Regions from separate parts of the Homo sapiens genome. Here region 1 is linked to region 2. The links are chromatin loops, found by intact Hi-C in ENCODE. Cell type or tissue: endothelial cell of umbilical vein. All regions are shown on one strand. Each heading gives the region's core, and the rest is flanking DNA. Links, peaks and the distances in the headings are about the cores only.

Region 1 (5,368 bases), core at 199-5,198, 81 kb after region 2:
AGAGATGGGGTTTCGCCATGTTGGCCAGGCTGGCCTCGAACTCCTGACCTCAAGTGACCCACCTGCCTCAGCCTCCCAAAGCGCTGGGATTACAGGTGTGAGCCACTGTGCCTGACCCACACTATCATTTTAAAAAGGTCTTGGAGTATGCTATGACTCTGCCCTCACCCTGCAGAGCCGTCTCCTTTAGACACCCACGTTCCCTGATGGCCCTCAAGGCCCCACCTGACCTGGCCATGTTCCCTCTGAACTTGCTTGTACCACGCTTGCTCTCCTTCCCTCCATCTGCTCTGGCCACAAGGGACACACCAAAGGGCTCCTGCATGGAGACTTTTCTTCAGCTGTGCCCTCTTAAGTGCTTCCCCCAGATGCCGCGTGGCTTCCCACAAGGCCTGCAAGCCTGCCAGCCTCCTGGCTCTATTTTTCCCCATAGCACTTCTAATATACTGTATGATTCACTTATTTCTTACATTATTGGTCAGTCTTCTCTTGCTAGAATGCAAACTTCACATGAGAGACAGGTTTTGTCTTTTTTTATTCACTGATGTATCCCAAACACCCACACAGCACAGGACACACAGAGAGCCCTTAATAAGTATTTACTGAATGTCAGTGAAGTCATTTACACTTTGGTATAAATAAATGTGCATTCTCCCCCTTTACCCCAGATAATTTGCCTTCTGTTTTTTCCCTACTAATTTCTAGAAGGGGTTATTTCTTGCATCACAGTGCACTTGGGAAAGGCATTTTGGGGCTGTGGGTTTTACAGTCTTTTTTTTCTTTTTCTTTTTTTTTTTTTTGAGACAGAGTCTTGCTGTGTCGCCCAGGCTGGAGTGCAGTGGCACGATCTCGGCTCCCTGCAAGCTCTGCCTCCCAGGTTCACGCCATTCTCCTGCCTCAGCCTCTCCGAGTAGTTGGGACTACAGGCGCCCGCCACCATGCCCGGCTAATTTTTTGTATTTTTAGTAGAGACGAGGTTTCATGGTGGTCTCGATCTCCTGACGTGATCCGCCCGCGTTGGCCTCCCAAAGTGCTGGGATTACTAAGCATGAGGCACCACGCCCGGCCTACAGTCTTGAAATAACACTTAGTAGACTGAAGACCCACTGTGGGGCAAGGACTCAAGGAGAGAGAAGCCCAAAGAACTGCCTCACACTCCTCAAAATCAGAGGGGGTGGGTGGCAGCCTCCTGGGTTTGACAGAGAGGGAAGGAAGGGATAGCATCTCACCCACGTTTATTATGTGACCACAGCTGGCTGCTCCAAGGACAGGGAAGAAGAGAGAGGCGTGGAGAAATAGACAAGCTACTCGCAAGGTTGTAGTTGTATTCAGAAGGTGTCTGGTTGCTTGCCTGGACTTCCCTTCCTGCAGCTACTAGATGTGGCAGGTGGGCCAGAGTTGCTGAGAAGCTAAAAAAACTCAAGCTGCAGGGACCTGCACTGCAGTGAGGCCCCTTCCAAGGCCCTGGGGGGATTTGATGCTTATGGTCTTGTCAGCTTTAAGAAAATGTGTCATTTGTTGTGATTCTTCCCCCTCATTCTAAACATCCACTTTCTATCCCTAACATTGTATTTGTGAATTTGTATTTTTTTCTTTTTTTTTGAGACAAAGTCTCATTCTTGTCCCCCAGGCTGGAGTGCAATGGTGCCATCTCAGCTCACTGCAACCTCTGCCTCCCGGGTTCAAGTGATTCTCCTGCCTCGGTGCCTCCTGCCCCCCAACCCTGAATAGCTGGGATTACAGGTGCCTGCCACCATGCCTGGCTAATTTTTGTATTTTTAGTAGAGACACGGTTTCACCATGTTGGCCAGCCTGGTCTAGAACTCCTGACCTCAGGTGATCCACCCGCCTCTGCCTTCCAAAGTGCTGGGATTACAGGCGTGAGTCACCGCACCTGGCTGTATTTTTTTTTTAAAGAGGGCCCCTAAATTGTATAAGCTCAGCTCCCACAGAACCTGGACGTCGCAGGGAGGCTGAAGGCTATGGCCCAGGCTCCCCTGGTGCAATCTGTGTCACTGAAGCTGGCTGCATTGCTGCTTTTCTGAGGGCACCTAATAAGAATTTGATTTCCCTGAGCCAGTGTGGGGTCCTATTTTCTTCTGTGCATCTCAACTGAGCCTTAGGGAGCTGGGAAAGGCTATGGAGATGGGGTACTTGTGGGGTTGGAGCACCCTCTGCTGGGAAAGCAGAGGTACAGCCGGGAGTGGCTGCACTGAATCAGGGTTGTTAGACACAGGTCAGAAAGCAGGAGGGGCTTGGACTTAGCTCACAGACAAGCCCCTCTTTTGGGGCATGGGCACATTGGAGCACACACACCTCATCTCTGAAATTCAAATGCGAGTATGCTGCTGTGTACATGTGCTCCATTTCCATCCCACCTGGAGGAATACCAACAGGAGTAACCGCAATTCAGTTCTGACACTAACCCCCCTAGGGTTGGCAGCAGACTTTAGTTTTCGGGCTCAGTCCTCCACAAAACTGCCTCTGTTTCAGTACCAGCTGCAAGTTGGGCACCCAGACCACCTGCACTTCTGACCAGCCAGCTACAAATTTGAGCATCCCCACTGCTTCCCCAGTTTTGATAATTTGCTGGAATGACTCAAAGCTCACTGAAAGCACGATACTGTGCTTATAAAATCACAGCTTTATTACAAAGATACAGCTCGGGAACAGGCACACGAACAGTGACAGAGGGCAAGGTCTGGGAGGGAGCACAGAGCTTCCATGTTCTCTTCCCATGGAATCAGGGATCGCCAGCCTCTGGCATCTCAATGTGTTCACCAACCAGGGAGTTCTGCAGAGCCTCAGTGTGCAGAGTATTTACTGGGGTTTCATTGCCTAGGCTTGCTTGAGTGAACACTGGCCACATGACTAAACTCAATCTCCAGCCCCCTCTCTCCTTCCTGGAAGTCTATTGGCCAAAAGTACCAACCTCTAATCCTGTGGGTGGTCTTTCTGGTGACCAGCACCTGCCTAAAGTGATCTAGGGGTCCACCCTGAGCCACCTCTTTAGCATAACAAAGATTTTCATCTCTCAGGAAATTACAAGGGTTTTGAAGCTCTGTGCCAAGAACCGGGAAGAAGACCAACTATATTCTTTATCATCAAATAACACATCCACACAAGCACAAATCATGTCTCAGGTAGCCTGGACCCCACAGCATTTAGCCAGTCACTCTGTTTCATCCACAGACTGCCTAGGGTGGTGGCAACACAAGCCAAAGCCCTCTGAGGGTTCCCTGGATGACCTTCCATAAAAGGAGCTCCCGGGCCTGGGGCAGCCTCACCCCAGCTGCCCTTGGGTTCCCTCCCCTCCAGGACACCTGCTTCTTGAAGAATGGTTCAAGGCCACTGGGCAGGAGTTCGTGTTTAGGGCACAGGCTGGCCTTGCCAGTCATTGTGTTCTTTTGTTTAAAACAAAACAAAACAAATCCCAAGCCCCCACTTGGCAAGGCAGGCCTGGTCGCCTGAGGACACCACAGCTGCCACCATAGTCAGACACCAGAGGCTGCAGTTTGCATCGTGAACCTGCAGGCCCGGGACCATGAATGACACCCTGCACCGTTACCACTGCTGCCCCGGGAACTCCACTGAACTTCAACGTTGCAGCTACCACAGGGAATTCTCTGTAGCCCTTGGTTCTTTGGTGCCAGCTCCTGTATTTGGAGTGGCTATCTGGGTAGGCATAATCCTATGTCCCAGCTGCCTTCCCCAACACTTGTAAGGTAGGGCATTTTTCAGCCCAGGTGGGAAGCCAAAAAAAAAAAAAAAATGCCGGATGTCTCTCTGTCTCCTGTTCTTTCAGGCCTATGATACTGCGCTGCCCACACCACACCCCCCAGTGCTGCTGGCCCCTGGTCTTCCCACCCCACCCTCCAAGACCATGGACAAATTCTTCTGTTTTAATGCCAGCCTGAAGCCATGGCCTGAGATTGGAACACCCCCCATGGTATTTCCAACACCTATTAGTTGGGTGTTTCAAAGATAGCTGTTCAGTTTGGTCCCTCCTGTGCTCTGCTGGTCCTCCAGCTCCCCATACCTCTCCCTCTCAGGAGTGGAACACCACTGTAAGGAGGGCATGCTTATATTAGGCACTTACTGTATGCCAGGCCTTGGGCTTGGTGTTTCATGTGTGTGATTTCATTAAATCTTCACAGCCATGTTCTCTGATGGCCTTCAAGCCCCCACCTGACCTGAACACATTCCCTCTGAACTCACTTCCACCATGCTTTCCTTCTTTCCATCTGCTCCAGCCACAGAGGACACACCCTATAGAGGAGGTGGTACCACTAACATTCCTGTTTACAGATGAGCAAACTGAGATTCAGAGAGGATAAATGAATTGCTCAGAGTCAGAGATGGTAATTGGTGAAGCCAAACAGAATTCAAACCCAGGAGTGTCAAATGCCAGAATTCGCAGGCTTAATCCCTTCATAGTTCTAGTACACAGATATCCACACTCCGCTTCTCCCACCTGCTCCCAGCACAATTTCTGAGCCATGCAGCTGGTGGGGAGAGGGCATCAACTTGCCCTTGAGAATTTGGCCACACAGAGCACCATCTCAGCCTTCGCCGCCTTCCGTTAGCCAGTCCAGCCTGGCAGAGGGGCGGGGAGGCAACGTGGCTAAGCCCTCAGGGAGCCACAGCTGTATTGCCAGGGCCTGGATCTTGGCGTTGCTACTTACTGGCTGGGGCACCTTGGGCAAAATGCTTAAATTCTCCACACGCCCCCCTCCGCCCCCGTTTCCCTGGCTGCAAAATGGGGATTCTACAGTGCTCACTATGCAGAATCACTGTAAGGATGCTAGGAGTGAGTGCATGAAGCCGCATTGAGTCGGGTATGGAAGGACAGCAAGCACAGGGTGCCGTCTCTCTGGGTTGCAGCCTGACCACCTCTGAAGGCTGGGCCAGCGCCTCTGAGCCATCTTTGACCTTGACGCCCCTCCTGCTCCTGCAAGGCCCCTCTACCTCTGCCTCGTCCTCCATGGGAAAGCTGCAGCTGCTGCTGGGGTCCTCCTGCCTGCCAGCCTCCTGACCTGCCAAACTGACAAAGCGCTTGTGCAGTCCTGTCCTCATGGAGCAGGACTCCTCTCTGCGGTCTGCCCAGCTTCAGGGCGGGCTGACTGGAGAAGATGAATAAATATTCATGGAGCTCTTCCTGGGTGCCTGATTTTCTTCCTCACAAGGGTGCAAGATGGTCACAATGAGGACACGGAGCCTTGGAGAGGTCTGCCCAGGGGTTGGGCTGCTGGACCTTTCGAGGCTCAGATTCCAAGTTGGCGTTCCTCAGGGGCAGAAGTTTGGGAGATCAGAGAAACTTGCTAAGACCCCAAGTTTAGGAGAAGGCAAAGCACAATTCTCCGGATGA
Region 2 (5,368 bases), core at 63-5,062:
TGAGAGTGGTGCCCTGTTGCTAGGGGCTACCGGGTCCAGGCAGTAACTCAGATGCCTGCCCCAGGAAAACCCTGACAGTGGAGGAAACGCCTGTGTTTCTATCCCAAGCTGGTTTGCCTCGCTCCTGCTGAACACAGTAAAAAGAAGGTAGAATCCACACTGCAGGCCCTGAGACAACAAATGCTCACCCTTCTGAGGAAAGCTGCCTTTAACAAAGGGGAGTAGGGCTTGGCTGGCCCTGGAAAGAATTTGCTACGGGTGCTGGTGTTAGGGAGGGTATGGTACCAGCCAGTGTGTAGGAGTTCTGCTCATGGGAGGGTGTACCGGGTGTGTGCTGATTCCTCTGTGTGTGCCCAGGAAGACGGCAGCTAGTGTAGACAACCAGGGAGTGCCTGACTGGCAGCTGGAATGCCAGGGTTCTCTCAGCCACCTGTCGGTCCTGTGACCTTGGGACTTAACCTCCCAGTCTCAGTTTTTCTCAGCTGCAAAATGGGGATGCTAAGAATCTCCTTCACAAGATTGCTAAAGAGGTAAAACGAATGGATGTGCATATTCTCCCAGCGGCTGGACAAAGTGGCTTATGCCTATAATTCCAGGACTTCAGTAGGCAGACGCAGGAGGATCACTTGAGCCCAGGAGTTCAAGACCAGCCTGGGCAACATAGCAAGACCCTGTCCCTTCAAAAAAAAATTAAAAATTAGCTGGGCATGGTGGCATGCACCTGTAGTCCCAGTTACTCAGGAGGCTGAAGGGGGAGAATCTTTTGAGCCCGCGAAGTCGAAGCTGCAGTGAGCTATGATCGCGCCACTGTAGTCGAGCCTATGTGGCTGAGAGAGACCCTGTCTTAAAAAAAAAAAAAAAAAGTTGTTCACCCAGGGACACAGCATGAGGGCTGCTCTGGAGGTAGGGGCTGGCATGGAGTTGTGCTCCTCCCCCCTGGGCCCTCACTCTGCCTGCGGGTGTCAGGCAGTGTGTGGTCTGGGGAAGGGCAGGGCAGGGCACAGCAGCTCCCGAGCCCCTCGTCTGTGATTTCCTTCCTGACTTCCTTGGCTGCCCAAGGCAGCACTAAATCAGGTCACCACATCTCTCTCCTCACAGTAGGTGTCATGCAAACAGCTCCTGCCCAGCTCCCAATCCAGGTCACCATCTCCCCACCCACTCCCTTTTCTGGCAGCCAAGGAAAGGGCTTCTTGGTGCTTTTATTCTTAAGTGGCCGTTTATTAGACCCTGGCTATGTGCCTGACACTGGGCCTATTGCTTTAAGTAGAAATAACAGGCACCATTTGCTGCATGTGATATACCAGACCCCATCATGAAATTATCCTCTTTTAGGGAGATATGATCACCTCTATTTTATAAGTGTGGAAACAGGCTCAGGAAAGGTATCTCATTTAAGGTCCCTGTGGCAAGTGCAGAGCCTAGGCTGAGACCTAGATGTGGAGATGTGGCTGATTCCAGAGCCTGTGTTTTCAGCCCCTGAGGTCCCATGTTAGGGGACTGGTGGCAGAGGGTGGGATGGGAGCTGGGGGTGCCAGGGGAGGGAAGGTGTGCCACTTTGGCCTCAGAAACCCCAGGGTCACTCCAGGAGACAAGGTGAAGTCTGAGGGGAGGAGGCTGGGGCTGAGGGAGGGGGGTGGGGGGGACACACACACACTCACCCAGACACACGTATGACACACACATGACAGGCCCACAGGCCAACACAGATGCCCACAGACAGGGACAAAGACCCACCAGACAGGCGCAGGGATCAACATGCACTAAGACACATACACAGACTCAGCCATACACAAAAGACAGACACAGCCGCGAAAATATACACCGGTGATGGACAGGCATCAGACATACAGACAGACCCTGCCACACCCGCACACACCCACGCCACACACCCCTGCTGGAGGGAAGGGAAGGAAGAGCCTCTGCCTCATTTCCGGGCCTCCTCCTCCAAAGCGGAGGGAAAAGCCTTCTGCAGAAGTGCTGAGTCAGCAGCGGGTGACAAATGAGCCTCCGGGCGGCGGGAACGGGCGCGAGCACTTAGCATGCAGAGCGCGTTCGTGCCAGCGCCAGCCCCGGCCCGCGGCGGGCGAGGGGGCAGGGAGCGGCGGCCGGCTGCCCGCTCGGGGGAGGCCTGGGGGAGGAAGTGACTCGCTTTGACTTTGCAAACGCCCGACTTTGCAGCCCAAGGTCACGCAGCAGGCGCCGCCAGCCGGCTTCCTGCAGGGAGGCGGGGTGGGCTCTGGCTGGCGCTGGGCGGCAGCCGGGCCAGGCAGGGGAGGGGCTGGACCCGGGGAGGGGAGGGGAGCAAGAGGAGGGGGTGGCCCTCCCAGTGTGGCAGGACTCCGCAAGAACAGACAATGGAACTGCGAGGAGAGGTCCCTGAGCGCGAGGGCCGTCTCAGAAATGCCCAGGGCCGGCCCAGGGAGCTGAGCGTGGCTAGAGCTGATCCCTGGGGTTCTTCTGCTCGCCCGAAAGCCCCCACTGGAATCTAGTCAAAGGGCACCTCGCAGCACGCCTGGGTTGCTGCAGCCGCCCCAGGCAGACTTCTTCCCTCCTGCCCCTCTAATTTATTCTTCACGGAACAGCCAGCGAGTTCTTTTCAAAACATCAATCACATCATTTCCTGTGATGGCTTCCCTCTGCCCTTAGAATAAATCCAGCCCCTCATTGCGGGTAACTCATCTCCGGCATGAGCCACTCTTGATTGTGAAAGGATGAGCTATTAAAAACGACACCAGGAGGACATGCCTGAACTGGGACTGTCCCAGCACCAGGCCCAACTTCTAGCCTGTTCCCACTGCGGCACTTCTGCCTACACCCCCCTTCTTTGCATGGCTGGCCCAGGTCTCAGCATGAATGTCAATGTCGTCTCTGCAGAGAGACCTTCCCTTGCCATCCACCTGCAGAGGTCCCTGCTCCTTAAGCAGTTATACTGCTTTATTTCCTTCATAGCTTTTACCACCCTCTGATTTTACCTTTTTTGTTTGTTTGCTTCTCTTTTGTCTATTTCCCTCCTTCAATAAAAGCTTGAGGGCAGAGACTTTCTCGGTTTTGTTTGGCTCTGCTGTATCCCCAGTACCTGGAAGAGTGTGTGGGACATAGTTGGTGCTCAGTAACATTAAATACAGAAATGAATGCACCAATGGGTGGCAGACCTGAAAGTGAACCAAGTCCTGGGAGGACAGCCTCAGGGACACATAACAAGGAGAGGGCCAGGGCCTGCGTGGGGGTGTTCCTGTGCAGGATCTATGGATAAGAGCCGCAGGGGCTTTGGGAGGCGGAGTGGGCAGATCACCTTAGGTCAGGAGTTCGAGACCAGCCTGGCCAACATGGTGAAACCTCGTCTCTACTAAAAATACAAAATTTAGCCAGGCGTGGTGGCGGGCGCCTGTAATCCCAGCTACTCAGGAGGCTGAGGCAAGAGAATCACTTGAACCTGGGGGGCAGAGGTTGCAGTCAGCTGAGATCATGCCATTGTACTGCAGCCTGGGCGACAGAGGGAGACTCAGCCTCAAAAACAAACAAACAAACAAACAAACAAACAAAAAAGGCTGCAGGGGCTCCTGACCCCTGAAAGCAGCAGGAAGGCTTTAGAGAAATCCTGAGCAGGCTTGAGAATCTCTGCTAGCTCTGTCTTTAGGCAATATTTACTATCTGGAAAGTAAGAATGAACACAACTTCTCCAGGGTTGTTGACGGCTCCTGGTCCTCTCCCAGATGTCACCTCCCTTCCTTGCCAGCTCCTAAGACACACTTGGCTCTGCTGGGAAATCCAGGAGTGAATTCCCTTCCTTTGTTTGTGAGTGTTGCACTGTTACAGGGGGCCATGATGGAGGCGTCAGCTGTGTTTCCACTCTGGGTCCTGCCAGGGTTGCCTCAGTTTCTTCCTGGATGGGCAGAGATTGAGCAAGGCTCTGCTGCTCTGAGGTGAACCTCTGGGAACAGGGAGGAAATCTGGCAAAATACAAAACCTACAAAATGTTCTTGCCCTGGCTTTCTGGCTTCAGTTGACTCCCAGCCTGGAGGACATTTTTTTTTTGCATTTGTTTTTTAATTCCTGTCTTCCCTATCCCCGCCCCAGAGTGAGGATCTGGTGAGATAATAATCATGATAGTGCTTTGAAAGTATCCCTGGCAGGCTGAGTAAATGGTAAGTCACACCTGTAATCCCAGCACTTTGGGAGTCTGAGGCAGGAGGGTCGATTGAGACCAGGAGTGTGAGACTAGACTGGGCAATATAGTGAGACCATCTCTACAAAAAATTTTAAAAATTAGCTCCTCGGGAGGCTAAGGTGAGAGGATTGCTTGAGTCTGGGAGGTGGAGGTTGCAGTGAGCTGAGATTGCACCACTGCACTCCAACCTGGGTGATAGATTGAGACCCTGTCTCAAAAATAAAAATAAATAAATAAATAAATAAAGGTATTCCTGGCTGAGGAATATAAGGGACTGTCATTATTACTATTTCTCTGCTGAGATTTACTCACATGGCTATGGGGCACAGAGGCTGTTGAGCCGCCTTTCTCCCATGTTCAGGAGGCCCCCCAGGAGCCAGTTTTTCTTTTTCTTTTTTCTTTTTTTTTTGAGACGGAGTTTCACTCTTGTTGCCCAGGCTGGAGTACAATGGCGCAATCTCGGCTCACTGCAACCTCCGCCTTCTGAGTTCAAGCGATTCTCCTGCCTCTGTCTCCTGAAAGTAGCTGTGATTACAGGTGCCCCCCACCATGCCCAGCTAATTTTTGTATTTTTAGTAGAGACAGGGTTTCACCATGTTGGCTAGGCTGGTCTCGAACTCCTGACCTCTGGTGATGCACTCGTCCCGGCCTCCCAAAGTGCTGGGATTACAGGTTTGAGCCGCTGCGCCTGGCCAAGCCAGTTTTTCTGACTCCTAACTCCCACCCCATCTCTGTGAGCTGGGCCTGCTGGTTCTGCTTCTGTGGAGAAAAGAGAAAGTGAAAGTGGCCCGGTGGAAGAGGCTCCCCTTGGAGCTCAGGGCCTGCTGGCGGCCTGTGGAGAGATCCCAGCAAGAAAGGGGAGCTCCTCCGCCCCACCCCAGGCCCCTGCCCTGAGCTGCCCGCACAGCCTTGGCCTGCCCTGTGGCTTGGCTCCTTCCTGCCACAGCCCTGGGCAGAACAGGCTGCCTGGGCAGCGGGAGAGTGGCCTGAGGCCACTGTTCCTGGTCTTCTGTCCTGACTCACCCTTCCAAAGTGGGTGAGAGGAGGGAAGGGAGGGCGTGGCAGCCAGGAGCTGTCCCCTGTGGGATGGGTTAGAAGCTGGAATGGCTGGGCCCTTGGGTCAGGATGCCACAGGGCTTCCCAGTGATATCACTGGGAGGCCCAAGGTATAGGTGTGGGCGAGGAAACTTAAAGGAACAA

What was found. Peaks named below come from ENCODE experiments on the same cell type or tissue, not always from the same donor. Only the 100,000 strongest peaks of a DNase experiment are listed, where the experiment ranks them.
Region 1: a loop joins it to region 2, with 5 times the contacts of the local background. A loop is called at or near these places in 10 of 110 quality-filtered maps.

Annotation. Positions count from the first base shown.
Region 1 is chr14:76,873,000-76,878,367 of GRCh38, reverse strand. No RefSeq gene overlaps it. Among named protein-coding and RNA genes, the nearest start is that of LRRC74A, 49 kb to the right of the region's middle. In endothelial cell of umbilical vein, for the core only: a CTCF peak has its summit at 2,195 (motif pointing left); a DNase peak (open chromatin) is centred at 2,147.
Region 2 is chr14:76,953,392-76,958,759 of GRCh38, reverse strand. No RefSeq gene overlaps it. Among named protein-coding and RNA genes, the nearest start is that of LINC01629, 3.6 kb to the left of the region's middle. RefSeq lists a silencer at 1,983-2,342 and enhancers at 1,900-2,434, 2,683-2,752, 4,515-5,084, 5,085-5,368. In endothelial cell of umbilical vein, for the core only: no CTCF peak of the experiment used is centred there; DNase peaks (open chromatin) are centred at 1,129, 2,229 and 3,759; H3K27ac peaks cover 4,853 bases.